6 separate regions of the Homo sapiens genome follow, and regions 1, 2, 4, 5 and 6 are each linked to region 3. Evidence: chromatin loops called from intact Hi-C (ENCODE). Cell type or tissue: B cell. All regions are shown on one strand. Region 1 overlaps HIVEP3 (HIVEP zinc finger 3). Region 2 overlaps HIVEP3 (HIVEP zinc finger 3). Region 3 overlaps HIVEP3 (HIVEP zinc finger 3). Region 4 overlaps HIVEP3 (HIVEP zinc finger 3). Region 5 overlaps HIVEP3 (HIVEP zinc finger 3). Region 6 overlaps HIVEP3 (HIVEP zinc finger 3).

What was found. Hi-C counts contacts between places; a loop is a spot of excess contacts. Peaks named below come from ENCODE experiments on the same cell type or tissue, not always from the same donor. Only the 100,000 strongest peaks of a DNase experiment are listed, where the experiment ranks them.
Region 1: a loop joins it to region 3, with 6 times the contacts of the local background. A loop is called at or near these places in 13 of 110 quality-filtered maps.
Region 2: it touches region 3 in a loop (13-fold over the local background); 8 of 110 quality-filtered maps call a loop at or near these places.
Region 4: a loop joins it to region 3, with 3 times the contacts of the local background. A loop is called at or near these places in 7 of 110 quality-filtered maps.
Region 5: a loop joins it to region 3, with 2.1 times the contacts of the local background. A loop is called at or near these places in 6 of 110 quality-filtered maps.
Region 6: it touches region 3 in a loop (3-fold over the local background); 15 of 110 quality-filtered maps call a loop at or near these places.

The regions. Positions count from the first base shown.
Region 1 is chr1:41,724,624-41,729,623 of GRCh38, reverse strand. All of the region lies in intron 1 of HIVEP3 (HIVEP zinc finger 3), which reads left to right. Among named protein-coding and RNA genes, the nearest start is that of HIVEP3, 190 kb to the left of the region's middle. RefSeq lists an enhancer at 1,198-1,267. In B cell, CTCF peaks have their summits at 2,471 and 2,675 (motif pointing left); DNase peaks (open chromatin) are centred at 763, 2,073, 2,513 and 3,143; H3K4me3 peaks cover 2,012 bases; H3K27ac peaks cover 3,350 bases.
Region 2 is chr1:41,748,981-41,753,980 of GRCh38, reverse strand. All of the region lies in intron 1 of HIVEP3 (HIVEP zinc finger 3), which reads left to right. Among named protein-coding and RNA genes, the nearest start is that of HIVEP3, 170 kb to the left of the region's middle. RefSeq lists enhancers at 1,421-1,610, 1,971-2,130, 3,401-3,530. In B cell, no CTCF peak of the experiment used is centred here; DNase peaks (open chromatin) are centred at 1,360, 1,810, 2,490, 3,689 and 1 weaker place; H3K4me3 peaks cover 403 bases; H3K27ac peaks cover 804 bases.
Region 3 is chr1:41,660,446-41,665,445 of GRCh38, reverse strand. The region is part of intron 2 of HIVEP3 (HIVEP zinc finger 3); the gene reads left to right. Among named protein-coding and RNA genes, the nearest start is that of EDN2, 180 kb to the right of the region's middle. RefSeq lists a silencer at 2,464-3,343. In B cell, no CTCF peak of the experiment used is centred here; DNase peaks (open chromatin) are centred at 1,835, 2,725, 3,015 and 3,575; H3K4me3 peaks cover 1,977 bases; H3K27ac peaks cover 2,358 bases.
Region 4 is chr1:41,800,910-41,805,909 of GRCh38, reverse strand. All of the region lies in intron 1 of HIVEP3 (HIVEP zinc finger 3), which reads left to right. Among named protein-coding and RNA genes, the nearest start is that of HIVEP3, 120 kb to the left of the region's middle. RefSeq lists an enhancer at 1,365-1,424. In B cell, no CTCF peak of the experiment used is centred here; DNase peaks (open chromatin) are centred at 1,559 and 2,799; H3K4me3 peaks cover 1,375 bases; H3K27ac peaks cover 2,051 bases.
Region 5 is chr1:41,889,325-41,894,324 of GRCh38, reverse strand. The region is part of intron 1 of HIVEP3 (HIVEP zinc finger 3); the gene reads left to right. Among named protein-coding and RNA genes, the nearest start is that of HIVEP3, 27 kb to the left of the region's middle. RefSeq lists an enhancer at 2,569-2,868. In B cell, a CTCF peak has its summit at 2,585; a DNase peak (open chromatin) is centred at 2,634; H3K4me3 peaks cover 1,179 bases; H3K27ac peaks cover 1,337 bases.
Region 6 is chr1:41,572,030-41,577,029 of GRCh38, reverse strand. It overlaps HIVEP3 (HIVEP zinc finger 3), which reads left to right. Exons shown (of 9, transcript NM_024503.5): 5 at 1,341-1,486. Among named protein-coding and RNA genes, the nearest start is that of EDN2, 90 kb to the right of the region's middle. In B cell, CTCF peaks have their summits at 2,541 and 2,741; a DNase peak (open chromatin) is centred at 2,749.

The sequences.
Region 1 (5,000 bases), 64 kb before region 3:
CCTTCTGTAAAATGAGTAGGGAGTTGGAAAGGAGGAGTTTAGAATTCCTCTAAGAATATTCCAGCTTTAAAGTCAACGGGGACCCATTCAGAATAAAAAGGTCAGTGACGGATATCAGGCCCTTTGCCAACAGCAAGTTTGGGAACCCTGGGAAACCCGTGGTCCCTGGACATAGAGTTGAGGGAGTGAGGCAGTGACGATGAGCTTTGCCAATCTGAGAACCAGTGCCTTCTCAGTTTCTTGCCAGTTTTGCAGATGAGCAGTTGATTTACAGAGTTGGAGTGAGTTGCCTCAAGTCACAGAGCCAGGGTGAGAGATAGCATGGGCCCAGGTCTGCCCTGTTCTTCACAACATAATGTTGGAAGTAGAGGGAAAGGCAGGGAAAGGGGCTGCCGGTTACTGATCACCCCTGTGCACTGGGCTCTCTGCTTCCCCCAGGATCTCGTTTTATTCCCACAGCCACCTTGGGAGGTGGACTCCCTGAATGGAACCCCTGAGGGTGGCGGAGACAGTAGTCTGATTTCTGGTTGTTCCTGGATGGCTGTGTGTTGGGGGAAGCACGTGGCCAAGGCAGCCTGGGTAACCCCTAGTCCATGTGGGAGATGGTGACTGAGAGCGAGATTGCAGCCACGTGGAGATTGTGGGCAGCAGTGTGGCTGGGACAGCAGCTGCTCTCCCTATGCAAATGAGGCCCTCAGCACCCACCATCCAGCACTGAGCAAACACCCAGCAGAGAAACCCCCTCCTAAACCTCTCTGGGACCCTAGCCTGTGCCTTCTGACACCTTCACCGCAGCAGCTGCCTGTACTCTAAGCCCAGTCCCAGGCCACAGCAGTTCACAAGAACCATGCCCACCCCTTGGGGGAATTCCCGTGTCTGTCTGGAGACAAACTGCAGCCTAGGCAAGTCTGGCTGTAGAAGCTGACCCTAGAAGCCAGCCCTGCATTAAGAGCTGACTGTAGCATCCCCAGTGGCATGCCCGTATCACTTCCAGGGCCAGTCTGAGAACTGTCAGTGGGGCTGTAGATTGAGAACAAGTCTGGCCTCATCCACCCTCTGCAGATCCCAAGCATATCGCCTTTGGCCCCTCCCCTGCACATTTGCTCATGCTGTCCCCTTGGGATTACATTTCACCCCCCCTTACTCCCCCTGCTCTGTCGCCTTGGCAGAACCAGCCCCGCATCCCCTGCCCAGCACTGAGTGCCCCAGGCCTGGGTGCCGTCTATCATTACAGCCTGCTCATGTCCTTGGACTCCAGCTCCCCTCTAGGCTGGGCACTCCCTGGGCTGGGGCTGAGGAATTTGTGCCTGGCTTTGGATTGAGTGTGGTCTCATTTATTCCTTGCAACCTAGAAGACAGATATGCTTATTGTTCTAGCTTTATGGGTGAAGAAAGATACTCAGAGAGGTCAAGTCACTTGCTCAAGGTTGCACAGCTACCAAGTAGGAGAGCTGGGATAAGGAACTGGAGTTGCATGCAGAGTCTGTAATTGGGAATAGACTGGCCCTTATTCAGCCCTTTGTTCCCAGGCCTGACAAAGCCTAGGGTGATTAAGGACCAGCAAGCGTTGATGCATTCTTGTTCAACAATAAGATGGTGGATACTCTCCCTGTCTGTTCCCCAGGTATCCTGAAGGTGCACCCTGCCGCTGTGTGCACAGCCCACCTACCCCAACATGCACCCGTCAGGCCCTGGATGAGGGCATTTGCTCAGGAGATCCTTCCAGCAGTGTGGTGGGCTCAGGATGGTTATACCCATTTTATAGATAGGAAACTGGGTACTAGAGAGGTCTAATAAATGTCCCAGAATGACCCAGCAGGAAGTAGCTGACTACGACTCCAGCCCAGGGCTTGGGGCTCTGTGTCTGGTGCTCCTTCCTAGGCTGGCGGGATGAGGCCATGCTTGCCAAAGTCACCCGGGCTGCCTCTGGCCCAAAGTGACGGAGCAGTTGGTCAGCTAGTCCTCCACCCCGAGGCCTCTGAGAAGAGAGGAAACACCGGTCTGCGGGGGATTCCTCCGGCGGCGCCGCGCCCCTCAGCCACTTCCTCTGGACACTCTCGTTTTCTTTGTCACTTGTTTTAGTTTCTGCTTTTCTTCCCTCGTTCCTTTTTCTCAAGGCCACTTTCATTTCCGTCTGGCAGTGTCCCCCCAGCCCACCCCTACTCCTCTCTGCTCAGCTCCCACTGCCTGCTGCCACTTTGGGATCCCCAGAGGCCTTGCCTGCCTGGGCCACATTTCCCAGCTGGTAGGGGTCAGGCACAGGAAGGGGCTGCCTCCCGGCTTCATCCCTCGTGGTGGGGAAGCTGAGGTGGCTGTCAGATCGCCCTAGGATCCCAAGCAGCCCCAGGTTCCCTGCTTAGCCTCTCTGGGCCCCAGGCTCTTTCTCATCTATGAGATGGGAGGAAGTCCACCCTCAGAGAGTGTGAGGAGAGAAGGAGATGACACACGTGAAGCTCCAGTAACTAGCACATAGAAAAACCCAGTGAACACCAGCTCTGCATCTCCGGACCTGCCTGTGAGTTCAGTCTTCTGTGCCTGCAGTCTTCTCCCCCAACACTGGGCGCCCACACCTGGCCAAAGGCAGACCTCGCCATCTGTGCCTCCCGCGCTGAGACACCAAAGCCTGTAGAAAGGTGGTTCTGAGAAAGGAAGAGAGGATTATCACTTACGCCCTCTGGAGTCCATATGTACAGCCCTCTACCACAGCAAGAGCCCCTGCCCCCATGCCCAGCACAGAGGCATCATTTTCCCTGCAGACTGCCAGCCACCAGGCACTCAACACTCAGGGTAGGGCAGCCCTCCATTGTTCGACAGCTCTGCCTTTTTTAAGAAAGTTCTTCTCTCTAGTCAGCTGAGACCTGCCAGCCTCCACACCTGTCCTCTATCTTTGACCTTCCCCAAAAGAACTGATCTCCTCTCTCCTATTGTTCTAGATGTCTCAGTATTGCACTTGGGCCTCTCCAGACTTGCCCCAAATCCTTCTGCTCCAGTGTCCCAGTATCCCAGAGCAGTTAAGATTTTGGACTCCAGAGCACAACTCCCCCAGTTCAAATCGTGGTGAGGCCACTTGCTATCTATGTGACACTGGGAGTTTCCTAACCCCTCCACGCTCAAAAGGAGGTAACTGTGGGACTTAACATGAGCGGGTGTGTAAACGTCACCCACTGCCATGGCTGTTTATGATCAAACATCTACAAAATCTGTAACAGCTTCTCAAAGGGCCTCACTTCCAGCCCCCTTCATGCCTGCTTGCCTGCTGGTTCTATTTGGTAGTTTCCCTGTTACAACTTAGAGATGGTGCCTTGACTCTTGGAGGCAGCCAGACATTGAGGAAGGAGCCCTGGTTTTGGAAGTAGACCTGTGTTCAAATCTCAGGTCCATCCCGGGTTTGATTTACCCGGGAGACACCATGGGCCCATGTGGCTTCTCGAGGGCTCATGAAAATGCTTGAGACATGAAAAGAAAAAGGTTTGGTTTCAAAATATGAAAACTGCTCATCAAAATTAATATTTAGTTAATATACTCAAGCATAATGAATTGTATGATTTAGTTTTTATAGAAACAGCCCTCCTTTTGGGGGTTAGCATGCCTCACCTTGCCAAGGTTCCTGATTGCAGACAATGACTGCTGAGAAATCAGAGCATATCATTCATACTACAGGTTACTCACTGAAAATCACTTCAAAAACAAAATTATCTTTTAAATGTATAGTTGTTTTCCAGCAAAATATTACATTCAGCAAGGGATAAATTTTATAGAATGTCGGGGAGGCTTCCAAAAGTAATGCAGCTTGGGTCTTAAAATGACCCTGGGACTGGTCAACTCATCTCTCTGAGCCACTATGTCCTCATCTGCAAAATGGGGACAATACACCTGTTTTCCAGTATTGTTGAGCCTATCCTGGAGATCTGATAGTGCCTGCCTGTCTTTTGGGGGTCACTGGAGGAAGGGACAGAGGACTGTTGGCCCTTGCCTCTTATGGAGTTTCCATACGGATGCTGGACACTGAACCTGTTTGCTTTATCAGTCCTATGTGTCTGGGCCTTTCATCCCAGCTTCTGCCCATTCATCTTGGAGCGAGCAGTTACCATCAGCACAGACAATAGTTTGGGCTTTGGGAGGTGGGAAGTCCTGGGAATTCTTAGTTATTCCATTGCTGTTGCATTAGGTAGGTCCGCACATGCCCTTGAAGATTGAACATCCCTCCTGGGCTCTAACATAATTCAGGAAAAAGAGATGTCTGTTCTCTTGCCTCTTGACAGCTATTCCTTGTAAGGAACCATCATTCCCTTGTCCCTGTGACTGGGAGAGGCTTGTGGCAGGAGTGAGGAGACATCGGCTGATAAGTGGCAACCAGTTAGGGGCCCAGCTGCATGTCTGCATGTCCCGAAGCGTTCTTGATTCAGGGATGCCATTCACAGCATGAGAGGTGCCTCTTATGTGCCCATCCTGCTTAGGGTCAGCTGTTTCATTCAAAGATGGTAAAAAGTGTTGAGTCTTGGGTTTCAATTCTGCCTTTCTCATTCACTTGCTGTATGACTCTGGGCAGGTCACTTGACCACTCTGAACCTCAGTTTCCTCCTCTGCCAAGTAGGAAAACAAACAGCTGGTCTTTCTTCCCTGAGTTGGTGTGGGATTGTGGGTGAGAAAGGCTAAGTAGACCATTGTGAAACTTCAGGTGGGAGATGCCAGTGCTATTCTTTGTCTTGGTGTGAGAGCACAACCGGAGTCATTCACAGGCTTCTGCTGAGCCCCAGCCGGACTCTCACCTCAGCCTTGTCCAGGCCTAGGGGCCACCCTTGCAAAGGAACAGAACCGTCTCACCTGGGCTGGAGTTCATGGCCTCAGGCGAGATTTGGCAGGTGCCCTTAGTGCAGACCAGATGTTTGGCCTGTGTGTGATGGCTGGGGAGGGGCTCACACCTCCCAGTTTTTTCCATGGTATCAGCATCTTAATGCATCACGTCTCACTGACGTGGAGCTGCCCCTGTCCATTACCCG
Region 2 (5,000 bases), 89 kb before region 3:
ACTCACCTCCAGCATTGCCTTTGCTGCCTTCTCCTCTTACCCCCACCACCCGCTGACCCACAACGGATATTGCACTTGCTTACTGGTTCCCTGGTTGTCTCCCCTCCCAGAGGACAGAGATTTTGTTCATTCATTCACCGGCTGCTGTATGCCTAATGTCTAATACACTGCCTGGCACATGATGCCTGCTCAATAAATACCTGAATGAATGAAAATGAACGGCCACCTAGTAAACAGCCCCTCATTAGAAACGCTTCCATTGTTTTCTATTTTTATTTATTTATTTATTTATTTATTTATTTATTTATTTTTGAGACGGCGTTTCTCTCCTGTGTCCCAGGCTGGAGTGCGATGACGTGATCTCGGCTCACTGCAACCTCCGCCTCCCGAGTTCAAGTGATTCTCCTGCCTCAGCCTTCCAAGTAGTTGGGATTACAGGCACATGCCACCACACCCGGATAATTTTTGTATTTTTAGTAGAGACGGGATTTCACCATGTTGGCCAGGCTGGTCTTGAACTCCTGACCTCAAGTGATCCTCCTACCTCGGCCTCCCAAAGTCCAAAGTGCTGGGATTACAGGCGTGAGCCACCGTGCCCGGCCCATTGCTTCCAATTTTTAAAACAAACAATGCTAACATGAATATCCTTGGAGTGAATTACTCATACACAGTCATGATTATTTCCTTAGGATTAATTTCTAAGATTGAATTGCTAGGTCAAGGGGATGCACATTAAAAAAACACTTTTGACAGGTATTTCTCCAGAAAGGCAGTATCAATTTCCATACTTACCAGAAATGTGTGACTGTGTCTTTTTCCCTACACTCCCACCAATGCTGGGTCTTGTCATTTTTAGAAAGTCTTTGCCAAGTTACCTGCCACTGTTCTCACGTGAGTTTTTACAGAAGGAGTTTTGTGTAACTTGATAGAATACAACCGCTTTACAGCAACTCAGAGACAGTCTTTCTGTGGTTGTAAACACGCTCAATAAAACCCAAAGGCAGTGCCCAGCGATGTAGCCAGTGGAGCAGCAGCCAGGCTAGTAGCCAGACTCAGATGTGGATCTTTCCCTGAGCCTAACACTTTGTAAAGTGAGCACTGAGATTGTCCAGCGGAGAGAAGGGACGCCAGATTATTTAGAACACTTTCCTGAATTGTTACTTTTCCTAGCCAAGCTTTGAATAGAACCCAGAGAGGTCAGAGTTCAAGGTTTTGCTGTCTTCTAAGGCCTGCCCTAAGCCAAGGGTTCTCAAACTGAGAGTGCCTCAGAATCACCTGGAGGGCCTGGGCTTGTTCAAACACAGACTGCTGGTTCTGTCGGTCTGGGACAGGCCCAGGGATTTGCATTTTTAACAAGTTCCCAGATGACGCTGATGCTCCGGGTTCAGGAACCATACTTTGAGAACTGCTGGCCTGGAGTGTTGGATGTATTTTGTCTGCCTCCCACTGGGTCTTTCCCTCAGCCCCCTAGGCTGGGTTAGGCACCAGCCCCTGTGCCCCATGGGAGCTCCATCGCCGTGCTGACCACATCACAGTCAGAGCCGCAGTCTTCCCTGGTCTTTTTCCCCTCTTTGGAGGTGGACCCTGGTCTAGGCCCCTGGTTCATCTCAGTCCACCCAGAGCCTGCTGAGCTGCTTGGCACAGAGGCATTCAGTGAGGGCTCCCCAGAAGGGTGAGGAGCTATTGCGGAGCCTCCGTGGGTGACTGCCACAGACTCCATGTGTGCTGACCAGGGAGGTGCAGCACAGAGGTCACCCTGTGGTTTTGAAAGTCAGTCATCCGGATTCATTCTCACTTCCTCTGATCGTTGGATTCTGATGTCATCAAGAAGATTTTCGGAAATCAAACAGAAAGGCAGTCCAGTGGACTTGTTGTGCAGTGAGGAACCAGAGAAGGAGAGGGACTAACTCAAAGTCACACCCCTGAGTGATGACATAGGTAAGACTTGAACCCATCACCTCCCCAGCAGTCTTCTATAAAGAAGGTGGAGTGAGAAGACAAATGTGATATGGACAGGGTCATGTTGGAGAACAGGCCTGGATCCTCCACCCACCACAGGCTTTGGACCCTCCACCCATCACAGGCTTTGGACAACTCCCTCTCTTGGGGCCCCCACTTGCTCATCGGCAGCCTGAGTATGATACCATCTGTGTGATGCTTTTGTGTGGATTCACTTTGGTCACTTGTGCAGATGGGCCTAGTGCTGTGCCTATGGGAAGCATTAGACACTCTCCTGCCTCGCCATGACTTCTGTTGGGCTTTTCATGGTCCCTTGCCCACCACTGAGTGCTGTTGTCCCAAAGGGCAGTAGCATCTCTGGTCACACTTTGGCTGGGTGAGTCTTAAGCTCCAAGAGAAGGACAGGGGAAAGGTTGAAGAACGCACACCTGAAGGTGCAGGTGGGGCCTCATGTGATGTCAACCCTGCTCATTTCGTGAACTTCCCTTCCCTCCTCACCACATCCTCCTGGGGTTTTTGGTGTCAGAGCTCAAGGGGAAGGTGCAGGCAGAAGTTAAATATAGAAAGGCACCTACTCATGGTGAAATGCGTGGGCTGAGCCCTGGGTGAGGGGGCGTAAGCATCTGCTAAATTTAGCAGGCTGACTTCCTCTCCTCTTCCCTTGCATGCCATTATGCAAAAAAAAAAAAAAAAAAAATGTGTGTCAGTTTCCCTCGGGATGAATTCAAAGGGTGAAGAGGAGAAGTTGGAAATAAAGCCTGCCAGTTAATCACGACCTCTGGCCCCTGGATGGTCCCATCTGTTGTCACTTTTTATCCTCAGAGCAGTTCTATGGGCTGGGCAGGGAGGGTGTTGCTGATCTTGCTTTACAAGTGAGGATGCTGAGCCCCAGAGAAACCAGGGACTTGGCCGGTCATTGCATGGTAGAGCCTAGACATGAACTTCGGGTTTAACACGGATGCCCATGTCCGTTCTTACGAACCTAGTCCAAGGGTGCACTGGGGGCCGGGTGCGGTGCGGTGTCTCACACCTGTAATCCCAGCACTTTGGGAGGCCGAGATGGATGGATCACTTGAAGTCAGAAGTTCCAGACCAGCCTGACCAACATGGTGAAACCCCATCACTACTAAAAATACAAAATTAGCCAGGCGTGGTGGTGCATACCTGTAATCCTACACACCTGTAATCCCAGCTACTTGGGAGGCTGAGGCAGGAGAATCACTTGAATCCAGGAGGCAGAGGTTGCAGTGAGCTGAGATCGCACCATTGCACTCCAGCCTGGGCGACAGAGCGAGACGCGTGTCAAAAAAAAAAAAAAGTGCACTGGGCTTGGTAGCTCAGTAGGTGATAAAGAGTGCCCAATCTACAGAGATTTTCAAGGGTCTTGAGTGGTTTGGTAACTGCAGGTGGGAAGCCTACAAGCTAATGAATATGAGTGGCAATGAACCAAGGCCCGGCTACTCAGTCCAGCAGCAATGGCCTCGCCTTGGAACCTGGAAATGCCAAGGCCCAGCCCCAGCCCAGACCTGCAGAATCTGATTCTGCCTTGTAACAAGGTTCCCAGATGATGCACACACTGGAGCTTAGGAAGCCTTGGATTAATGCTTTGAGTGGGCTCACTTAGAGAATCAACTAATGGAATTTTGGACTCCAGTCATTCATTCCTTCACTCCCTCGTTTATTCAGCTGCCATTTGTTGATGAATTCCATGTTTGTGGACTCATGTTAGAAGTTGTGACAGAAGATAGCTGCTAACACTTACAAGTGCTTGCTGTGGATCTGGCGAGGTGTTGTAGGTTTATTAATTTGTTTAATCATTACAGAGACCCTGTGGGGTAGGTGTGTGCAGTTTGTAGAAGAGGAAGCAGGCTAGAGAGTTTTAGGCAACGTGCTTAAGGTCATGGCGCTTAATGAGTGGCAGAGCCAAGATTCCACCCAGGTTCTGACTCTTAACCAGGAGGCTCCACCGCCTCTAAGGATTACAGAACCAGAGCAGCTTGGTGCTGCTCAGGGCTCAGACCTCACAAGCCAGAAAGGTTCCAAGTGATCAACTGGGCCAGGGTTTTGTTTCAATTTTGGCTTTAGGCTACAGAGCCATTTGCTCATGTAACATTTCATGCAGATTCTGTGAGAGCTAGAGCTGCTGTTGTTGGACAGAGGTGACCCCCACATACATTTCACCCCCAAGGCCACACCACTCTCCCCTGTGCCCCCGGAGCTCCGTAGAGCACATGCTGAAGCCACTCACAAGTCCAACTTATTTGTTTTGCAGATGGGAAGAACAGGGGCTAGAAAGCGAGATGTCTTATCCAAGATCACATAGCTAATGAAGACCAAATTAGTTAGGGCTATGTGAGCCCCAGGTGAGCTCTGTTCCGTGGGGTGAGGGGATGGGAGGATTTCGCGCCAGAGAGCACACGGCTGATCTATGTAATGACATTTCACAGGGAAAACCCTTTGTCATAGCATTTCTAAATTTTCTTAGGAATGAAGGAGCCTCAGTGAAACTATGTTGACAGCTTGACAGCTACAGGCCCTCTCTCTAGAATTATTCTCATTCTCTCTGTCTCCTTCTCTCTGTCTCTCCATCACACACACACACACACACACACACACAATTTTTTCTAAGGTTTCAGAGAGTCCAGAGAGCCTTTGAATCCTGGAAGAAACCCTCAGGTCAGGAATCATATGCATTTTTTGCCTTTGCTGAAACCCACCCAGGGGAAGTGAGAGGGGCTCATGGGTAAATGGTCATGGATGCCAGAGGGTGACCCATCCCTACCAGGAGTGCCAAGTGTGAAGTCACAAATTTCAAACAAACCTCTTTTTACACCCATCATACCTTTTTATGCCTTTATACCTTCTAGTGGGTGACATTCACTGTCTGCAGCCTATTGGAGGGTTAGAAGGAATCCCTGTCATGACTGAAAATAGAGACCCCTTGTTCTGTCTCTAACAGGGTGGACAAGAGAGAGACAAGTGTATATTGACTGGGGGCAGATCATCTTTGTGTGGGCAGCAAGCAGCCCTCATTTGTGGCA
Region 3 (5,000 bases):
GAATGCAGGAATGTGGGAAGGCCCCCAGGGCCAAGTACTGGGACTTTCTCAAGACCTGGCCCAGTTACTTGCAGGGGATGGGGCTGATAGGAAGGAACTGGCACCTGGTACCACCTGCCTTTCAGATACATGGTGGGAAAGGTGTCCTGCACCTCAACTCTGCCTTTCTGCAGACTGGTGGAGGCCTGGTCTGCAGGTGGGGGCTCACAGAGTAGAGTCGAGGTCAGGCTGGTAGCCTCGAAGCAGGGCTGTCTGCCCCCACCTTCTTTCTCTGAGCTCTGAGGCTGGAGTCCTGAAGACCTTCTGGCTTCCAGTGAGAATTGGCACCAGAACTGAGGTGGGGGCTGAGTCTTGAAGTGGGGACAGATGGTTGTGGGAGGAGCTAGGTGAGGGCTCCCCAGCTGACACTCCTGGCCTGGGGAATGACTACCGCTGGAAAGGCCTGCATGGCTTGGAAGGCTCAGGGGCATCCAGTCTGACTGTGTCTGGTACAATGAAAGGGCTTGACAAATTGCATTTTCCTTCATCCTTCCCCTCCACCTCATTAGGGCCAGCTCAGGACTCCGTGTTTTGGGGGGTTGGCATGGGGATATCCCAGGCTCCCTGATGGCTGCAGAGGAGTTTGTCAAGAGAAAGGAGGAGACAAATCCCAAGCCATCCCAGTCTCCTGAGCATTCAAGCCAGTCTAGCTGAGAACCCCGCCTTTCATCCCAGCCCCCAGCCAGGGACCCTAGGACATCAGCCACTGTTCTGGGTTGGGTAAATTCTCCCCCGTCCTCTGGTTAGTTTGTCTTAGGATTTGCCCCTCAGGACCATTCATTCACTTAACAAACATTTGTAAACTTATCAGTCCTGGGAGGGGAGAGGGATCAAGATGGAAAGTTCCCTGAAGCTCCCAGTCTGAGGAAGAGGAGGCCCCCAATAACTGACTTCAATGTGAGGTGATGGGCAAGTCTGTAGAGGCAGGAACTATTGAGTTGCCTGTGGCATCATGGAAGGTGACCAAATCCATTGGGAGGGTCCCTTGAGGCCAGGCCACCTCTCAAAGGGGAGGAGGATGTCATTCAACTTGGGGCAGGAGCAAGGCTGTCATCTGAGCCTGTGTGTGTGAATGATAGAAAGTCACCCCTCAGGGCATATGAATTATAACAAGGCACCCACCTCCTCTGCCTGGAGTTGCTTTCAGACAGAAAACGGGAAGCAGGACAGTGGGGGCAGGGCAGGAGTGGAGTGAGGAGCAGGAATCTGTCCCAGGGGGCACCCCACCCCAGTTGCCCTGCTCAAGAGAAGGACCTGTATCAAGGGCAGGCTTGGATTCAGGGTGTGAAGGACAGCTGGAGGGGGTGGAGAAGACATTTCAAAGGGAAAGCCTGTATGAAGACCTCAAGAAGTGGAAACTGGTGCAAAGTGGTGCGTGTTGGGGGTGGTGGCTGGGCAAATGGCAGGATGGGCTGAGCTCTGGGAGATGCAGCTGGTCCGTGGGGCCTTGCATGCCAGATCAGGAAGTGTGGTCCTTCCCTTTGGGGCTTTGTCAGAAGGAGGATGACCCAATTAGAGCTGGGATTGGGCCCTGGGAGCTGATGGAAGTTGAGAGAGACTGGGGTGGTGGTGATCCACAGAACAGCTGGGCAGCTTGGCAGCTGGTCAGTGGGTTTGCAATCGTGTACGTGAGTGTGCAGACCCATGTCCAGCTGCAATCACACCTGCCTTGACTCTCTGCAAGCCCTGGAGCCATAGCTTCCTCCTCTCTGCCCCTAGGAATGTAGTGCCTCTTAGAAGGTGGGGGTTCCCTCCATTAAAGCTGGGGGTCTGGGAGGAGTCTATTTGCTCTGATCTGGCTTTGGAGGAAGGGTGGCAGCTCTATCAGAGGCTGTTGTATAAAGGCACACAAATGCCCAAGGTCACTAATCCGCCCTTTGGGCCTAGAGAAGTTGAGGGCATGACTTTGGAGCCAGAGGAAACCTGGAGCCTCCAAGGATCCCCCTGGAAACTTGGGTCAGCATAGTGCTTAGTTCCCCTGTGGGGCCTCAAACTTTCATGACCCTGAAAGGGAGTGCTTGGTTAAATTCTGCATCCTAGGCACTTAACTTACCTCACTCTAGTCCTGGCTTAACCCCACTCTACACCCCCGACCCCCAGCTCCATTGTCTCCTCCTGAGGCTGTTCCTGGAGTCAGCCAAACCCAGGGCCAGCCCTGGTTCCACTGTGGCAGAGGGTTGACCTCTGCCAAATAACCTCTGGTGGGCATCAGTGAAATAACAGATCACGGAGAGAGATCTCAGGGTCCTGGCCTTCCCGCAGACCTGTGGAGGCCTGGCTGGGAACTGGCTCAAGTGTGCTTGATCCTGGCCAGAGCAAGGACCAGAGTGACTCAGGCCCAAATCCCGAGATCCAGCAGCTTCTGGTAAAGTCAAGCCATTGGGAAGCCCCGGGGTGTCCCCCGCCCCCACCCCAGGCCTGAGCCCAGGGAGGCCCTGGCAGGCCCGCCCCGCCCAGAGCTCATTAAAGCGGATTCCCGCCTGGGGAGGCGCGGGCTTCCCGGAGCCCGGCTGGCACCCAGGGGGAAGGCGGGGAGCGCACACTTTGGGGACGGCGATGGACTCCCGCTGGGCCCGGGTGCGACCAAGGCGTGGCGCAGAGTGGCAGGGCCCCGGCGGCGGCGACAGGGGCTTCCCTGTCTGCCCTCCCTAGAGGGCCCAGGAGGAAAAGACAGCGCCGGAGCCGGGGCGGGCGCGGAGGGAGGGGCGGCGCCCGGAGTGACACGGCCTGTCACCGAGGAGGCCGGCGCGCAGACCCTCCCCGCGGCCGCCGGCAGCCAGGGATTCCCCGGGCGAGGAGACCCTCCCCTGGCAGCCGCCAGCCGCGCCCGGGCCCATCTGCGACCCCGGCCGCGAAGGCATCCCGGGGTGGCCAGCAGTGAGGCCGAGCGGACGGGAGAGGCGCCCCGGGCCGGCGGCGGGGTCCCCGTGCTCGGCGACAGGAAACTCTGGGGAGTGAATGGAAAGAAGTGGGTGGTCCGGCCCCTGCGACTTCCCCTGACATCACTGCCCAAATAAGGAGCTTCCAAGCGGCCGCGGGGCGGCCCGGAGCCGCGCCCGCCGCCGGCGCCCGCCCGCCAGCCCGCCCCGCGCCCACCCCGCGCCGCGTGGGCCGCCAGCGAGCGCCTGGGGCACCGCCGGGCGGAGCCGAGCCGGGCGGAGCCGAGCGCGCGGGCGCTGCCGAGCCGCGCGGAGGCCGGGCGCGCAGCCCAGCGCAGCCCAGTCCAGCGCGGCGCAGCCCAGCCCAGAGCAGCGGAGCCTCGGCCGCCCGCAGGTAAGCAACGAGCGCCCCGCGCGCCGCGCCCCCGCCGCGGCCTGGCAGCCCAGGGACCGGGCACCGCCGAGCGGGCGGCAGAGGGACCGGAGGGAGCCGCGTCGGTGGGAGAGGGCTGGGCGCGGGCGCGCTTGCAGTAGTGCGTCGGTGCCAACTCCCGGGACCCTTGGAGTGAGGGGCCCCGGCTTCTTCGCAGCCTGCGGTGGCCTGATGCACGCGCTCTCAGCCAGCGTTTTCCAGACACTACTTCTGTCACCACCCTAGGGCGACACAAGCGTTCCCGCGTTCACACACTTCTCTGGCACACTCGCGCCTGGCACGGCCGTTGGCGTGCACAGCCTCCTGTGTCCAGCGCAGACTCTCACCCCGGCGCGGCGCTCACCCCTCGCACCCACGCATACCGTGGGACACGGCACACCCGGCGGGAGCTGCTGAATGGGTTTGGCAGCCCTAGCTTCCCCCAAGGCCATGCAGTTTCAGTCTGTCAGAGCCCACCAGCCTGGGGCTCCTCGGGGCTCATTGGGAGTGAGTTAAACTAGCATTGCTCTGGATCCTCCGAGGAGCCCCTCCTCCCGGCATAATGACAGCTGGCACTGGGGGTACATCCTAGCGGGTTGTACCTGGCATGGTCAGGAGGGTGTGGCGACTGGGAGAGATCTACTCCCACTTCACAGCCTGGATGTTTCCAGAGCGGCTTCTACTCCAGGGGCATTTCTGAGAGCACCCTCCCCAACCCCCCTTAATCAGAGCAGGGTGCTTGGGCTTCAGACAGAAGTGGTGGTGGCTGCAAAACAGGTGCAGATAGCATCAGCCTTGGCATCTTGCAGGGATCTCTGCATAGTGGCCACAGTTGTTTATCTATAAAAATATAATGTATTGATTGATGTTTCATCAAGGACATAGGGGAAACTGATAGAGCCAAATTATGGGTCTATCCCTTAGTGACTCTGGGCAGACTCGTTCGTCTCTTTCAGGCTATGTTTTATCAAAAATGGAATGAGTGTCCCCAGAGGTATGTTTTTAAGAAAGATTGAGATCACGTAAGTAAAAAATGTTTTGTAGATGTAAAGCCTTGTGCACGTGCCAGTAACTGTGGTTTGGATGATTTCTGGGCTGGTAGTTGTCATGGCTCTGCTCTGTGACTTAGAACACCCTTTCTGTTCCATCATCTGCAAAAAAGGGGTCATTAATAAGTGTCCTGTGTGCCTAGTAGCAGATTTTCCCAGTGTGTTCAGTGGATTGTTAGTTCTGAAAGCTGTTCCACCAGTAAAGGTTTCCCTGTTAGAGTAAGAATGGCAAATTGTGCAAGCTCTCTATTACCCTTTTGGCCAATTACAATCCATACTGGCAAATGAAAGGCTCTGAGAAGTCCTGCAATAAAAGACTCTTTAACTTTGTCCAACCCAGCATTTTTTTTCTAGTTGCGGGCCCTTTTCAAGTTAGTAGGCTTGCTCTCCAAGGAAACAGTGCTTCAGGGGCTACCCATAGAGATGATGTAGTGTTGTACAGTTGCAACCAAACTTTGAGAGCTAAATTCTAATTGGTCTGTTTTAATGGAGAGTAAGCAGAAGCCCAGAACAGTTAAGAGGCTCATCTGAGGTCACACAGCTAAACAGTGGCCCAAGATCACCCAGTAGTTAGTGGTAAAGCACGGACCGCAACATGACTCCCCATCCAGTGCTCTCACC
Region 4 (5,000 bases), 140 kb before region 3:
TGCGTGCACGTGTACACACACACACAGAACACAAGGCGTAAGGTGGCCTGAGAGACACAAATCAGACCCCCAAAAGAGGTGCTCTCCATCAGGATGGAAGGGCTGCTTTTGTGAAGAGGTGGGTCAGAAATCTTTCTCCTTCCCGTCCATTCATAGCTTATGCCTTATTCCCTTCTCTCTGGCTCTTGTTCTCATTTTAAAATGGAAGAACACAAGGTCTACAAAGAGGACTCCAGCTCTTGGTCACGTATCCTCTTGCCTGGGATGCAGTGATTTATTCAACATTATCCCTGTGCCAGCTTCGTCCTCACTGCAACCCTAAGAGGTGGTGTCATTATCATCTCCCACGCACACGCATGTAAACGAGGGGCAGAGGGAGAGCCCCCAGCTTGCCCAAGGCCATTTGAACCCAGACCCTAGCAGCCTCTGTTGTCCTGCCTTCCTCATTCCATGGAAGGGCACGTGTAGATACCAGTGGCCACTTTGATTTAAAGGCCTCAGGCCAAGTGGGTTCTCAATTGGAATATTAAAAATTGTTTCATGTAGTTGATTTTTTATTTTTAAATTTGTCTTGAGAGGGAGTCTTACTCTGTTGCCTAGGCTAGAATGCAGTGGCATAATCTCGGCTCCTGGCAACTTCCGCCTCCTGGGTTCAAGCAATTCTCCTGCCTCAGTCTCCCGAGTAGCTGGGATTATAGGCACGCACCACCAAGCTTGGCTAATTTTTGTATTTTCAGTAGAGATGGGGTTTCCCCATGTTGGCCAGGCTGGTCTCGAACTTCTGACCTCAGGCGATGTGCCCGCCTCAGCCTCCCAAAGTGCTGAGATTACAGGTGTGAGCCACCGCGCCCGGCCATTTCATGTAGTTTAATTGTCTGTACACTGTAAAGCCAGGGTAATGATTGGCCTCATGGGTCATGTGCACTTGCCTACCGGGAAAGTAGGCTTTGTTTTCTCCTAGAAGCTTCTTGCAGAATTAGCTCTTGTCTTCTGAGTATATATTTTTTTTCCTGTAACTACTTACCAGGATTTAAAAATGTGTGTATACACAGTGGGTGAGGGAGTGAGGATAGGAGATGCTCTAAAACAATCTAGCATGTGAGTAACTCCTCTAATCCACTTGCTCTGACCAGCCTATTGGAGGGTCAGCATGAGTCTGCCACAATTAAATACATGTAGATTTTTCTAGATAGTCGTAGAGGATAAATTGTTATGAATCAAGCCATATTTTAAATGGTTCCAGTGATGCAGATGACTTTGACATCTGCAGTGAATGATTTGATAATCTAAGGAAATCTAAATCCCTTCCCTCTCTCTCCTTTTCTCTCTTTCACATAAAAACTCTTTTTCATGTCTTGGGTGACCTTAGGGAGATAAGCCTTCTGTATCAGTTCTGCCACTCAATAGTACATGACCTTGAATGAGCACCTGGTGGTGGCTAGCTCCAGTTGCTTCAGCTGTAAAATGGGCACAGCCAGCCTTATCTGGCAGGTTTGTCTTGAGGATTAAACAAGCCCGTGTGCCTGCAGCACTGGGCAGATTTTGGCAGAGGGCGGGCTTTTAGCTTTCACACAGGAACCTTCTGTCGGTTGGTGGGGAGAGCCATGAAAACAGTAAAATACAGAACTGTGGGTGAGTGTGAATCCAGGCAGGTACAGGCAGGGGCTGTGGGACCACTGGGGAGGGAAGCCCACCTTTGTGGAGTCGTTAGGCAGAAATCGGAGGTGGGGACATTCGAAGTGGGTTTTACAGAGTAAGTAGGAGCTGTTTGCTCAGTTATTTATGTATACCTCACTTTATTCCAAATAAAGATTTGAGATCATATACATTCTACATTAAGGTAAAATAAATTTAATAAAGAAATAATATGCAAGGGAAAATAAGAGGAGAAACTAAAATAAAGCCATGGACAGGTTAGGACATAAACCTGCTAGAGGTGATGAACAGGTTTGGCACTGTGCTTCCTAACAATGAAGACAAAAAGGGAACATAATCGATAGGCGGTTCTTAGTCATCATGTCCAGAGGATTAAAAATGCACCCAGTGCCCAGGATGTGCACAGCTTTCCCTGGGGCTAAGACCTAAGATACATTTTCCCCGTGATCCCTCAACAAGGGGAGTTTGTGTGACATAGTCCTTAGCAACATTGCTGTTCTAACCATGTCATTCCAGTATGATTGCTTCTGAGGAGAGTGTACCAGGCAAGGAACACTGTTCTTGGCAGAGGGGACAGCATGAGTCCAGCTTCACGTGGAGGGAATGTCTGCAGGCCTATTGTCAGTGTGGCTCTTGGACCATGTGGCCCAGTGGGGCCTCTGGGTACCTATGGAAGCAGTTTTGGGGTGAGTGGCATGGCACCAGGTGAGGGGCCACAGGAAAAGCAATGCTGGGGTGTGGAAGACTCACTTTGCAGACATGTCAGGGCCAATCCTGTTAGGACATGACAGGAATCAAGGCTTCTGTGGCCCTTGCAGTTGGGGTCATTAGTAGCTGGATCAGAGACTGAGAAGGTGGGGCCTTGGCAGTGCAGGAAGCATGATTGGCTGGGCTGCCTGCTGGTCTTGGGCCCCAGAGGCTGGTCACCTTTATAAAGACATTGCAAGACTTTTTCGCCTGTGAAATTTAAAGCAACAATAACAACACATACTCCGCAGCCTGTCAGGAAGCCATGTGAGAAAGCTGAGCTGCCCCACTGTCAGAGCCTCATATTTTGGGGTTTTTGTCTGTTCTATTTTTGAGGCTGGTAAACTGGTTTCCTGTTTGTTGCAAAATGGGTGGTTGTTGCTGTCTGTGCCTGCCTTGGCTTTGGCCAGGCCTGGAGGGAGGTGGCCTCACCAGCCTAGGCCCATCCTTCTGCCTTGGGCCAGTTCCCTTCTGTACAAATGCCAAAGAGGAACCCAGCATTGCCAGGGGCAGGGAGTGGGGGCACCCTGCCAGCTGCTTCCTAGGGTTTCTGAGCGTGTTTGAAGTCATCATACTCACTTTGGCAATGCCTCTCTCTGGGAGGACTAGCTTCATGTCACTAAAAGTGGACACATTTTATACTCAGAGGTCAAATTAGCAACTCAGTAAGAGCAGGGGGATGGGACTGGGAAGAAAGAACCATCTGTCATTGTAAGGACAGAAGGGAGGAAGAGAGAAAAACCCATGTTAATTGATACTTGCTATGTGACTGTCATTTTCACAACTTGTATCTCATTTAATTGTTACATGTCATTCCCATTTTACAGGTAAGAAGCCTGAGGCTCAGAAACAGTAAGTCGACTAGAATCATTTGCTCAGGATGTTGGCACTTTGGCAATGCCTTGGAGAGCAAGTTCAGCATTCCTCTCCTATTCCCACCCTCCATCACCTTTTTATTGAAGATGAAAGCCAAAAAAAGAAAAAAGCTTGGGGCCAGGTGCAATGGTTCATGCCAGTAATCCCAGCATTTTAGGAGGCTGAGGTAGGAGGACTGCTTGAGCCCAGGAGTTTGAGACTAGCCTGGGCAATATCAGGAGACCCCCATCTCTATGAAAAATAAAAAGTTAGCCAGGTGTGGTGACACATGCCTGTGGCCCCAACTACTCGGGAGGCTGAGTCGGGAGGATCTCTTGAGCCCAGGAAGTTGAGACTGCAGTGAGCTGAGATGGCGCCACTGCACACCAGCCTGAGCAACAGAGCAAGACTCTGTCTCCAAAAACAAAAACAAAAAGCTTGGAAAAACTCCCAAAGCTAGGTAGTAGCTGAGTCTGAAAGTTACTTAACTAGTGGTTTCTAGTCTACTGCTTTTCCAAACTGCCTTAGATGCTTTCTAAACTGGCAGGGACATGATACCAGTCCAGCATTGAGCAGAGTTTGAACTTGTGGCTAGGCAAGCCAGGCCCAGCCGCCATGGCATTTACATTTGGACACCTTGCTTCTCTCCCAGAGCAGCTGGATAGTGGTGTCCCAGTAGGACCTGTGGGCCAAGGGTATGCCTCTCCCCTGCCCCCCACTCCTTGACATACCAGCTTCAGATCCTGCAATTCCCTCATTGTCTTTTGGGGTCAAAGCAACGAAGGCCCTTCTAAAAGCATGGGTCTGTTTCATTGGCTGATTATTTCCTCTCATCAGTGGTTTTTGGTGGATTCAACCTGCTCCTGGACCCCTAGGGGCATTTTTTTTTTATCTTATTTTATTTTTTTCAGATGGAGTCTCACTCTGTGCCCCAGGCCGGAGTGCAGTGGCGAGATCTCGGCTCACTGCAAGCTCCGCCTCCCGGGTTCACACATTCTCCTGCCTCAGCCTCCCGAGTAGCTGGGACTACAGGCGCATGCTGCCATGCCCAGCTGATTCCCTAGGGGCATTATTATAAGGAGAACTGATATCTATTTTCACATGTGTATTTTCTCAATCAACAGATGCTAAAAGTATCAGTAATTTCTTGTAAGAGTCTTAAAATTACCAAGGCTGGAACTACTACCTGGGGGGCATTCTCAGGTCTTAGTAGCTCTTCTCAAATGATTAGTATTCCCAATTAACTCAACCTAGGGCTGGGTGCAGGAGGGAGTAGAGAGATAAGAAAACCCATCAGCCTAGGTGGCATGGCCTTGAGGAACCTTGGAAAGGGAAGAAGGGAGACCAGATTGAAGGGAGGAATTACCTGGGGCAAGGGAGGGGGATGTTGCTCTTATGCTATCCCTTTGCTACTCCCTCAACCTTAATAATATCTTCACTTAATCTCTTCCTGCAGGGACCTCTCTTCCTTCCAGGCTCAGCACAGAGGGTCCTTCAGCAAAAAGCCTTGCATCTTCTTCTTTTCTGGGCCCTAATAAGCCCACGGTTACACTGCCTGTCTTCTGACCTCCCTTCATCGTACCTGCTTTTAAGTCCTTTGTGACTTTATTTAACTCCACTTAGTAATTGTAGCTCCTTGTGGGTAAAAGATAGCATTAATTGTAGTTTGTTCTCTGCACAGTCATGGTTCAGGGCCAGATAATGTAGACGAAAGGGAGGGAGGGAGTTTAGGTAGGCAGGTA
Region 5 (5,000 bases), 230 kb before region 3:
TCCTCCTCTTACTAGCTGGGTCATCTTGGACAATTTACTTAATTTCCCTTCACCTCAGTTTTCTCATCTGTAAAGTGGGGAGGTCAGGTTAACACTACAGCATAGGGTGATTAGGAAGATTAAATGAGTTAATATGTATGAACTGCTTTGAATAGTGCCTGGTACTTAGAAACTGCTACATAAGTTTTGTTAAATATATAAAATAGGCTGGGCATGGTGGCTCATGCCTGTAATCCCTGCACTTGGTGTGGTGGCGAGTGTCTGTAATCCTAGCTACTCAGGAGGTTGAGGCAGGAGAATCACTTGAACCCAGTAGGTGGAGGTTGCAGTGAGCTGAGATCATGCCACTGCACTCTGGCCTGTGCAACAGAGTGAGACTTCGTCTCAGAAAGACAATTTATATATATATATATAAAAAATAAATATTATATATGCATATTCATATATAATATATAATATATAATTTTTTCATATTCATATATAATATATATTATATGTTATATAATGTATTATATATAAATATGCATATTTAATATATAAATATATAATATATAAAAATATGTATATATGAATATAAATATATATGTATATCTATATACACACACACAAACACATACACACACACATATATATAAACCTGAGGCTCTGACAGGTGAAGTAAGTTATACAAAGGCCCCTGGGCTAGTCAGCAGTGATGTTAGAATTTGAGCCCAGCACTCTTAGGCTCTAGAGCAGGGTTTCTCAGCCTTGGCACCATTGACATTTTGGGCCAGATGATTCCTTGTTGTGAGAGCTGTCCTGGGCATTGTAGGAGGTATAGTAGCAAACCTGGCCTCTACCAGGGCCCACTAGGTAGCGATAGCAACCCCCTGACCCCCAGATGTGACAACCAAAAATGTCTTCAGACATTGATGAGTGTTCCCTAGGGGGGCTAAACTGCCCCCAGTTGAAAACCACTGGGCAGAGAGAGGGATTAATATCCTGGAGAGTTTTGCAGCAGCCTGACTTCTCAGTTCCAGGGTTCAGAGCCCAGTTCCCACTTATCACCTTATTTCCTTACAGACCAATGGTCAGAGAAGGCCAGGATCATGGTGGCTGGTATGTGTACACACAGCAGCCGACAAGCTTCTGTATGTGGGTTTGAGCCAGAGGCTTCTCAGCTGTGGGTTTTTTGCTTTTCTGTTTTTTTTTTTTTTTTTTTTGAGACGAGATCTTGCTTTGTCACCCACGCTAGAGTGCAGTTGCACGAACATGGCTCGCTACAGCCTCAACCTTGCGGGCACTAGCTGTCCTCCTGCCTCAGCCTCCCGAGTAGCTGGGACTACAGATGTGTGCCACCACCCCTAGCTAATTTTTGCATTTTTTTTTTTAGAGATAGGGTTTCACCATGTTGCCCTGGCTGGTCTTGAACTCCTGAGCTCAAGCAATCTGCTCGCCTCAACCTCCCAAAGTTCTGGGATTACAGGCATGAGCCACCGTACCCAGCCTTTGCTGTTTTTTGAGCTGTTTTCTTTTCTTCTTTTTGGCTGGGCACGTTCAGACTATAAGGTGGGCCAGGCTATGTGGCTGGTTTGAGTTTCTCTCTGCAGCTGTCAGCAGCAGAGTCCAGGCAGCCACACTGACCCATGCTGCCTTTCTTGGAGGCACAGCTGGTTGATTTAACTGGAGTCACAGTGTGAAGGGTCCCAGAGCAGAGGGGTCAGCTGACAAGAGGAGAGCCAACGTTCAACATTTATCGTTGCCATGTCATGATACTGCCTCACTCAGCACTTATTCTGATTTGCAACATCTGGGTCTTTTTTTCTTCTCTTCCTGCCTTCTCTGTGCTCTCTTTGGGTTTCAGAACTTGAACCTGTGGCAGCAGTGGTAGGCTGTGGTTCAGAGCGTCTGGGCATATGTGAGATGTGAGCAGAGCCACTGTGTTCTTGGCACCCAGCTGCTAGTTCCGCTCTCAAAGCCCCATTTGTAAGAAATATATTGACCAGCCGCTCAGTGTCTCTGACCAAGTTCTTAGAAAAGTCTCAGAGCTAGCAATATGTTTTACTCCTAGTGGGTGGGTGGAGATGGGATGGGGAAAGGAATTTTTTGTTGTTGTTGTTTATTTGTTTTAAGATAAAGCTCTGGTGTTTGGACTCATTTAAAGAGAGCTATGCAGTGTCTTGTTTGAATGTTTGTTTTTATGGGTTAATGGCTTTGCATCAGTAGTCACAGCTTCGGTGTCCAAATATTTTAGTTCTGGTTCAGAACCTACTTTTCTCTTGTTTTGATGCAAGCTATTTTCCTAGGGTACTCTATTTCTTTTCAATAGAAAGGTGATATTCACCCTTGCACTAAATGAGTGTTGATATCTGATAGGGAAACAGGCAGCTCTTGTGCTGGCAGAACCGATGTGCCTTTCTCCTTAAAATCTCCAGGACGCTTTCTCTCGTGAGTTTTACTCCTTGCCTTTTCCCATTGGAAGGCCATCTCTTTTCACAAGCAATGAAATCAGGACATGGGAAGAAGTGACTGTAGGAGAAAGAAGACAGCTGTCAGTAAACGTAATTAACCCCGATCTCCTCTGGAGGGCTGCCTCTTGAGCGAGCTGTGCTTTAAACCAGCCCGAATGGATGTTCAGAACAGAAAGAGAAAGTGAGTTACCAAGGACTTCTGGGGAGTGCCGTGAGCAGGGGTTCCTTTCTTACCTGGAGGGAGCCCCACACATTCAAATCATTTGCTGAGATCTAGCTAGGTGCTGTGCTGGGGACACACCGATGACAGCCTGTGGAAATGCTGGGCCTGGTGGACCCAGGAAGCGTTGACTCCCAGAGCAGGAGGGGCAGCCCGTCTTTGCAGCATGGACCTTGCTGTGGTAACCCACACCATCAGCCCTTCTGCCCCGTGACACCACCACTTCATTGTCAGGAAGCACAGTTAAGGGGAAATGAGTTTTGTATTTTAGCAAAGTTTAATTGAAACTCAAAATTCCCCCCAGTTGGATGCAAACTGTCTTATGTGAGTAGAAATACATGTGCAACCCAAAATTGGGAAATAAGTTTGGGGCTTTTGGGGTTGGGCCTGCCTGCTGTTTCCCTGTTTTTTTTCTGTGTTCCTGCACATTGATTAGAATTCTTGTCCCTGTTAGTCCAGGGTGAAAGGGGAAGGCTGGCAAGTTTGGACACATAAATCTTACACCAGACGAGTTTCCTGGAAAAAGATCAGATCAGGCCTAAAGCAGGGCAGTCCTTCTGGCAAAGTGACTCTGTGTGGTCAGGTGGCAGTGGCCATCTGGGGAGCCCGGAGCCTCTGGGTGAGGAATGTGTTGGCCACCTCTCCAGCTGGCCTGCTCGTTTCAGGGCTCCCGTGTGGTGGAAGCAGGACCGTAGAGAGGCAGCCTCCCAGGCAGGCTAGTCATTCAAACCTCTCCCTTATGCATTATCTAATAATTATGTAGTAAGGAATGGGAGAGCTGCCTGAGTGGAGCGTTGACAATGTGCAGGTTATATAAGGAAGCTTGCCCAGAGACCTGGGTTAACAGGCCTCACATTTCTCATCCCCCTGACCCCAGGGTTATAGACAATTGCCCTTCAGGCAGCTGCCTGGCCAGCCCACGCCTTGCCCAGACTTGGAGTAAGATTCTGGAATCAGACAAATGTGGGCTTGAATCCCAGCTCCACCACTTACCAAGTTGGTTTTCCGGGGGAAGCTGCTTAACTTCTCTGAGCCTCAGGCTCCTCATTTGTAAAATGGTCCAAGGATTAAATGACAAACTATATAAAAAGGGCCATGGATCATTCATCTCCCAAACCTCAGCATCACACAATAATCCCAGGTAACAAACCTGCACATGAATCTACAATAAAAGCTGGAAAACATAAATAAGGGCTGTCACAGTGCCTGTACTGTGGCTCTTCAGAACTCAACCCAGTTGTCACTTGGCCCAGGAATCAGGCCCTTCCTGGATTCCAGGTCCCTCATTTGTGCCCCGAGCATCTTTTCTACCCTAGCTCTTGTTCACTTTTCTGTTTCTCCCTTTAGGCTGTAAGTACCTTGGAGGCAGGTGCTATGTTTGGTTGTCTCTGTGCTCAGAGCCTGCACCAAAGCAGCCAGCACTTAAGGAGTGCTGACTGAGCATTCCAGGCTTGGTTCTAAGTAATTTACATGTGAAAATTTATTTAAACCACACAGCAACCCATGAGGTAGGGACTATCATCATCCCCATTTTACAGACAAGGAAACTGAGGCACAGGGTAATTGAATCACATGCCCAGTGGCACAAAGCTAGTCATTGGCCGAGCCAGGATTTGAACCAGGTACATCTGTTTCAGAATCTGTTCTCTTAACCACTGTGCTGTCACTTGAGTTGTTCATTGGATGGTGAGCAGATGGGGCAATGTTATTATGGTTAAACTATTATTGTTAATTCCGGGCAAGCCACTTGCCTTTCTAGGCCTGCTTCTTTGTTCATTAAGTGGGGAGCAGGGTTCTTGTGAGGATTAGATGGGAGTGATGAGTATAAAGGAGACTGCAAACCCTATCCAGAGCCATCACCTTGGGAGTGTCACCGTGGTAATCAGAGTCCGTTATTCCTACAGGAGCTCCATCCACAACTGCTCTGCAGGGGACAATGGGTGCCCTCATTCCCCACAGGGCTCCCTACCCTCTCCATCGATACACACTAACATATGGGAAATGAAGGCCCACCCTGCCGGGCTTTCATACTCTAGAATGCGTGAATTTTTGCTCTTGGCAGCCCATTAAAAGGGCTAGAGTCCCCCATGCTGTCCTTTGATGGTGGAATACAGGAGAGTTTAACCTCAGGCCCTGCAGGAGAGTTGAGGCAAGGTGTCCCTCCAGTCCCAAGGAGAAGGGGGTGCTGCCCTTCAGACTCTGCGTAGGTCTGGAATGGCAGTGGCTTTTGGGTAATGAGGTGGCAGTGTCGGGGACATTGAGAAGGTGGATGATGTTATTGTCAGTGACTCCACAACTCCTGCCTTTTGATATTCCAGCCACGTAAAGCT
Region 6 (5,000 bases), 88 kb after region 3:
GGACAGTCTAGATCTCAGGCCGGGGTGCAGTGGAAATGGTAGGCTCTGGAAACCCAAGGGTATTGCAGAAAACTAGCTGCCTTCTGCCAAAGCAGCAGTCCAGATTCTTGCTCGGTTTCCACTCCCCTCCTCCAAATCTGAAGAGATTATTTGGTGGTCACTGAGTCACAGAAGTTGCCCTGGAATTGATCTTCAAGATGGTCTAAATCCCCTCAGACTCTGAGGCCCAGAGAGGTGAAGTCATCCACCAAACGGCAGCCCAGTGTGCCATGGCCTATCTGGTGCTGGAACTCAGACTCCCTGATTCCCAGCCAGTCACCTTTCTACCTAGCCCCATGCTGTCCTTGTGGGGGCAGGTGTGGTGGCTGGCAAAGGGGACTGCCGTTCTTAGATTGCCCCAGCATCAGGAAATGTGGTTGCTTCATTCACTGGATGGAAACAGCATGGTTTTTCATGACCTTAATGACAGTGGCATGAAGTAGGAGGAAATTCTCACTCCCAGCCCCTAAGCACAGCATTTCTGCTCCCTAGGCAAAAGTGCACCCACCCCTGACAACACTGCAGTGTTTACAGGACGTGTTCTTGGGATAGTGGAAGATGTCCAGGAAGCACAAAGCCAATGCCAGCTCTCCCCTTAAGCTAGCTCTCATCACTGAGGTGTGGCTCTGTAAAGAGCGTGGGTCCTGCAGGACTAACAGCCCAGAGCCTGCACAGCCTCTCTGTGCCTGTCTCTATGGTGGAATTGGGGACGTCCTGCTGGTCAGGGTCCTCAGCCCAGCTCCTGGCCTTTGGTACTAGCTCAGGAGGGCCAAGATCCTGGAAGCAAGAGACCTGTGCTCTGCTCCCAGCTCTGCCCTTAACTCGCTGGGTGACCTTAGCTTTCTGATCTATAAACAAGAACTGGACCAGTTCATCTCCAAAGGCAGAGTGGAGCCTTGTTCATGTGTTCAACATTATTTAAGCCTCTTCTCTGAGACAGGCCCTGTATGGGGTTCTGGGGTGCCCAAGGAGACCAAGATGAGGACCTGTCCCCAGGAGTTCCCAGACTAGTGTAAAAGACAGAGAACAAACACAGGTCTTATGGGAGGTTAACATGAAAGAGACAGGGTTCCAGCTGTAACACCAACTAATGGCATGGCCTTGGATAAGGGAATTCTCTCTGGGGATCAGTTTCCTTAATTCTGTAAAGTGGAGCTAATAGCACCTCTTCATGGGGGAGTGTGAAGATTGCATATGTGTACTTGTGCAGTACTGTGTAAGGCATGATTATTAGCATTGCATTCGTGACTGAGGATGCACTTTTAACCAGCAATGATTTTGTCATTCCTGCGGTGGGCCAGGTTCACCTCCCTTCACTGGTTTCCCCGGAAGGCCAGAAAGATCTAGCTAGAGTGGAGAAGGAAGAAGAGAGGAGAGGGGAGCCGGAGGAGGATGCTCCTGCCTCCCAGAGAGGGGAGCCGGCGAGGATCAAAATCTTCGAAGGAGGGTAAGACTCATGTTTGGTTTCCATCGTCTGCTTCCGTGGAATAAGAGCTGGTGCCCATTGGTGTTCACGGGCAGCAGTGGCTCAGTTGGCAAGGGCTCTGCCCACAGGTGCCCTGTGGTCCCAGCGATGCCTTTCAGCAGACATCACCTTCCTGGGACTCTCAGGCCCCTCTGTTTAAGAATGCCGTGGGGCTTCTTGGTGGGGATGGGTGATGCTGGGTATTTGTTGAGGATCTGGAGAGGTCTGGGTCTTTCTCCAGCCCCTCATTTTCTCAGATCCTGGCCAGGTTTCTAGTTCCTGCATTGGAGTTGCCATCCCAGTATCCCAGCAAATGTCCAGACTTCTGTCTCTCTTGACATGTATTCTCCAAAAGTCATCTCTGTACTGCCCAATGGCCATCTTGGCATGTCTGGTTTCCCATGGGGCACTTGGGCTCAGCCGACTAGGCTGTTTGCAGGGCTGACTGCACACTGTATGCACCAGGTGTTTCCACTGGTCCCTATCCTGACTGGCTGGGGCCCAGGGCTCAATGGTTGGTGAATATTTTGAATCTCATTCATAGTTATTCACCTTTGATGCTTGACTTTGGGAAACGAATGGTCTAAACGTTTCAGAGCTCACAGCTTCAGGGACTGTCTGGGCTCTGGAAGGGTGCCGTGTTTCAGACGTGCTTTGTGGAAGTTTTGTGCCAGCTGTGTTTTGTGTGGCCACATGTTTGCTTCCTGGGATTTGGGTGTCTGTGAGCAGGTCCCATGGCGTTCTGTCTCAGGGTCCTGTGTCTGTGTCCCTGGTGTGATCAGGGTGGCCTGGTCCTGCACAGCCCTGAAGGACAACAACGTAGAGGAAAATGCGCTTCCTGTGCAGGACAGTCCCCATGAGCTGGGGCCAACATGGCTGTCACTGGGGGCCTCTGATCCTCTAGCACCTGCAAGCGCCTAACTCACAGGGTCAGCGTGGGAGGCACGGGAGTCCTCCATAAGGTTGGGGGACAACAGAGACTGCCACCCTCCCCAGGGCCACCAGTTGGCATCTTCTGGTGGCACTGACCAGCAGGGGCTCTCAGGAGAGAGGGTGCTTGGAAATGTGGGCAGCAGGGTAGTCAATGATGGGAAGGGGGCCAGGGGTAGCAAATGCCCCTGAAACCTACTGCCTAAAATACCAATAGCAGCTGCGTTGAAAAAACACTGAACCAAAGGTCTTTGAAAATGCCAACCCTCTTTCCGTGTGGGGAGGGACGCGGGTCCTCCTGCTGTTTGGTTAGAGCGCCCTCGTGTGTCTCTGTGTTCTCATGCCACTGGATCCCTTAGAGGCCACACAGAGGCAGGATTGATGAAGCGCCTGCTCACAGCGACTGGCCCTCTTCCTTCTTGCTTCAGAGGTTCTCTGTGGTCTCTGAGGGCTGCTGAGTGTTTCCTGGTGTCCCAGGAGCTTGCCCCAGCAGCAGTCTGTGTGTGCCCGGGGAGGTTCGCATCTTCCCTGAGAGGCAGGTGCTCTGAGACCTCAGGAAGCCTGAGCCTCCAGAAAGGCAGCTGGCAGGAGCCACTCCGTGCCCAGCTCCCTGCTGGATGTCTCTACCTACACGGTCTGCAATGGCTGAAGGAGGGGGAACATCACCCACAAGTCCTCTTCTCTTCCTCCAGCTGGTATGGGTCCTACTCCCTCTCCACCTCCTTCCAGGTCTTCACTTAGTCCCACCTGCTCTGCTTCAGAATCCTCTCGGTTGAGTTCTGTCATCTCTGCCCCACTTACCTCTGTTCTGCCTGAGACTAGCCCCCCAGCTCTCCCGCCCTCAGTTTCTTTATCTGTAAAAGGGGGAGAATAACATTTGTAAAAGGGGGAAAATAACATGTGGGATTTTCAGAGGACCTTGTGAGACCCCATATGAAGGCTATAATTCATAGCTGCTCAAAAAATGGACATTGGTGCATTTTACTACTAGTATATCCATTTTGTCAATCTCTGTCTGGGACAGTCCCATCTGTTCTGTCAGATATGGAAGGTATCCTCTCCCTTTCAACTTGTCACATGCAATTTGAGCACGTATGGAACTGATTATAGTGTCAGATCCTTTCCTCCCCCAGCCTGGCTATCTCAAGCTGGGACCATGCCTCCCACTCTCACTTCTGGTGATTCTTCTACATTCATGGTTCTCTTGGGGCTGGCATCACCCCGCAGAGTGTTTGGAAATGGTGAAGGAGGGGGAGGGCATTTTGGTTGCCACATAACTGGCATTTCAGGGACGAGGCCAGAGATGCTGACCTTCCATTCCACCAGCCTTACAACCTCTTGTTCCCCCAAATTGCCAAGAGTGCCCACACCCAGAATCACTGGGCACACTCCTCTGCAATCCCACAGTTTTGCCTTAGACTCAGTTCTTCCTTTTTTTTCTTTCTTTTTTAATACAACAAACATATGTATTTCACTCCTGTACACATTTGAGAAGGATCTGCTATGGAGCTCTGTTCCTTAGATCCAGGCCAGTAGAGGCTGAGAGAGGAAGAAGAAAACAATGGTTCCACCCAGAAGCTTCTGCTCACATTTAAATGGCCAAAGCAAGTCACATGGCCTCACCTAGCTCCATGGGAGTAGAGAAGTGCATTCCTACCGTGTGCTTGGGAGAACCTGAAATATTTGGTAGATATAGTGCTCATGACTATTCAAATTGGTTTAACATACATCTGTAACTTGTTATGTTTACTCAACAGTGTTTTTGACGTGCATCCATGTTGATACATGTAGACCTAGTTCATCATGAATCAGTAAGCCAGACACAAAAGAGTAGATGCTATATGAGTCTTTTAATCTCTAATTAAACTTGCCTTAATTTCTTTCTTGACCTCCATTTCAGTGACTGATCAATTTATTAATTCATCAGGGAGGAGGATCTACTTAATCAGTGCCTTTTGGGTGCTCTGTGTCAGAAAATGCAGTGTCCCATGGGGGTTAACTGTCATCCTGCCCTCAAGGTGCTTGGGGACTACACCAAGGTGGCAACACAAGACCCACTGCTAAGGTGGGGATGGCCAGAGCTGAGAAGCTCACAGCAAAGGAAGGATGCCTGGGGGATGGAATAGCTAGAGAGGGCTTCCCGGAGTGGGTGGGGCCGGGCCCAGAGGGTGGGCGAGACCCAGACAAGTGGAGAGGAAGGGTACGCTGCCCAGCAGTCTACCTGCTACAGGTGTGATGGCAGCTCCCATACCTGATCAGTGAGACTCACTTCCTCTTGCCTTGAGCATTCTCCCTTGGTAGTGTCACCCATCTCCTTAGCCCCAGGCCTCATCTCTGTGCCGACATTGCTACATCTGGGTCTCCAGCCAGGACCTCACCCCTGAACTGCAGACACTGGTTTTGATGCCTCCTGAGCATTTTTGCCTGGGAAATTCACACCTCACACTTAGCATGTGCAAACCAAGCCTTCCACTTCCCACCAACAGCATCTCCTTCCACATCCAGATCTCAGATGACACACCCAGCCCTTCACACTCAGAACCTTAACATTGTCTTGGACGCCTTC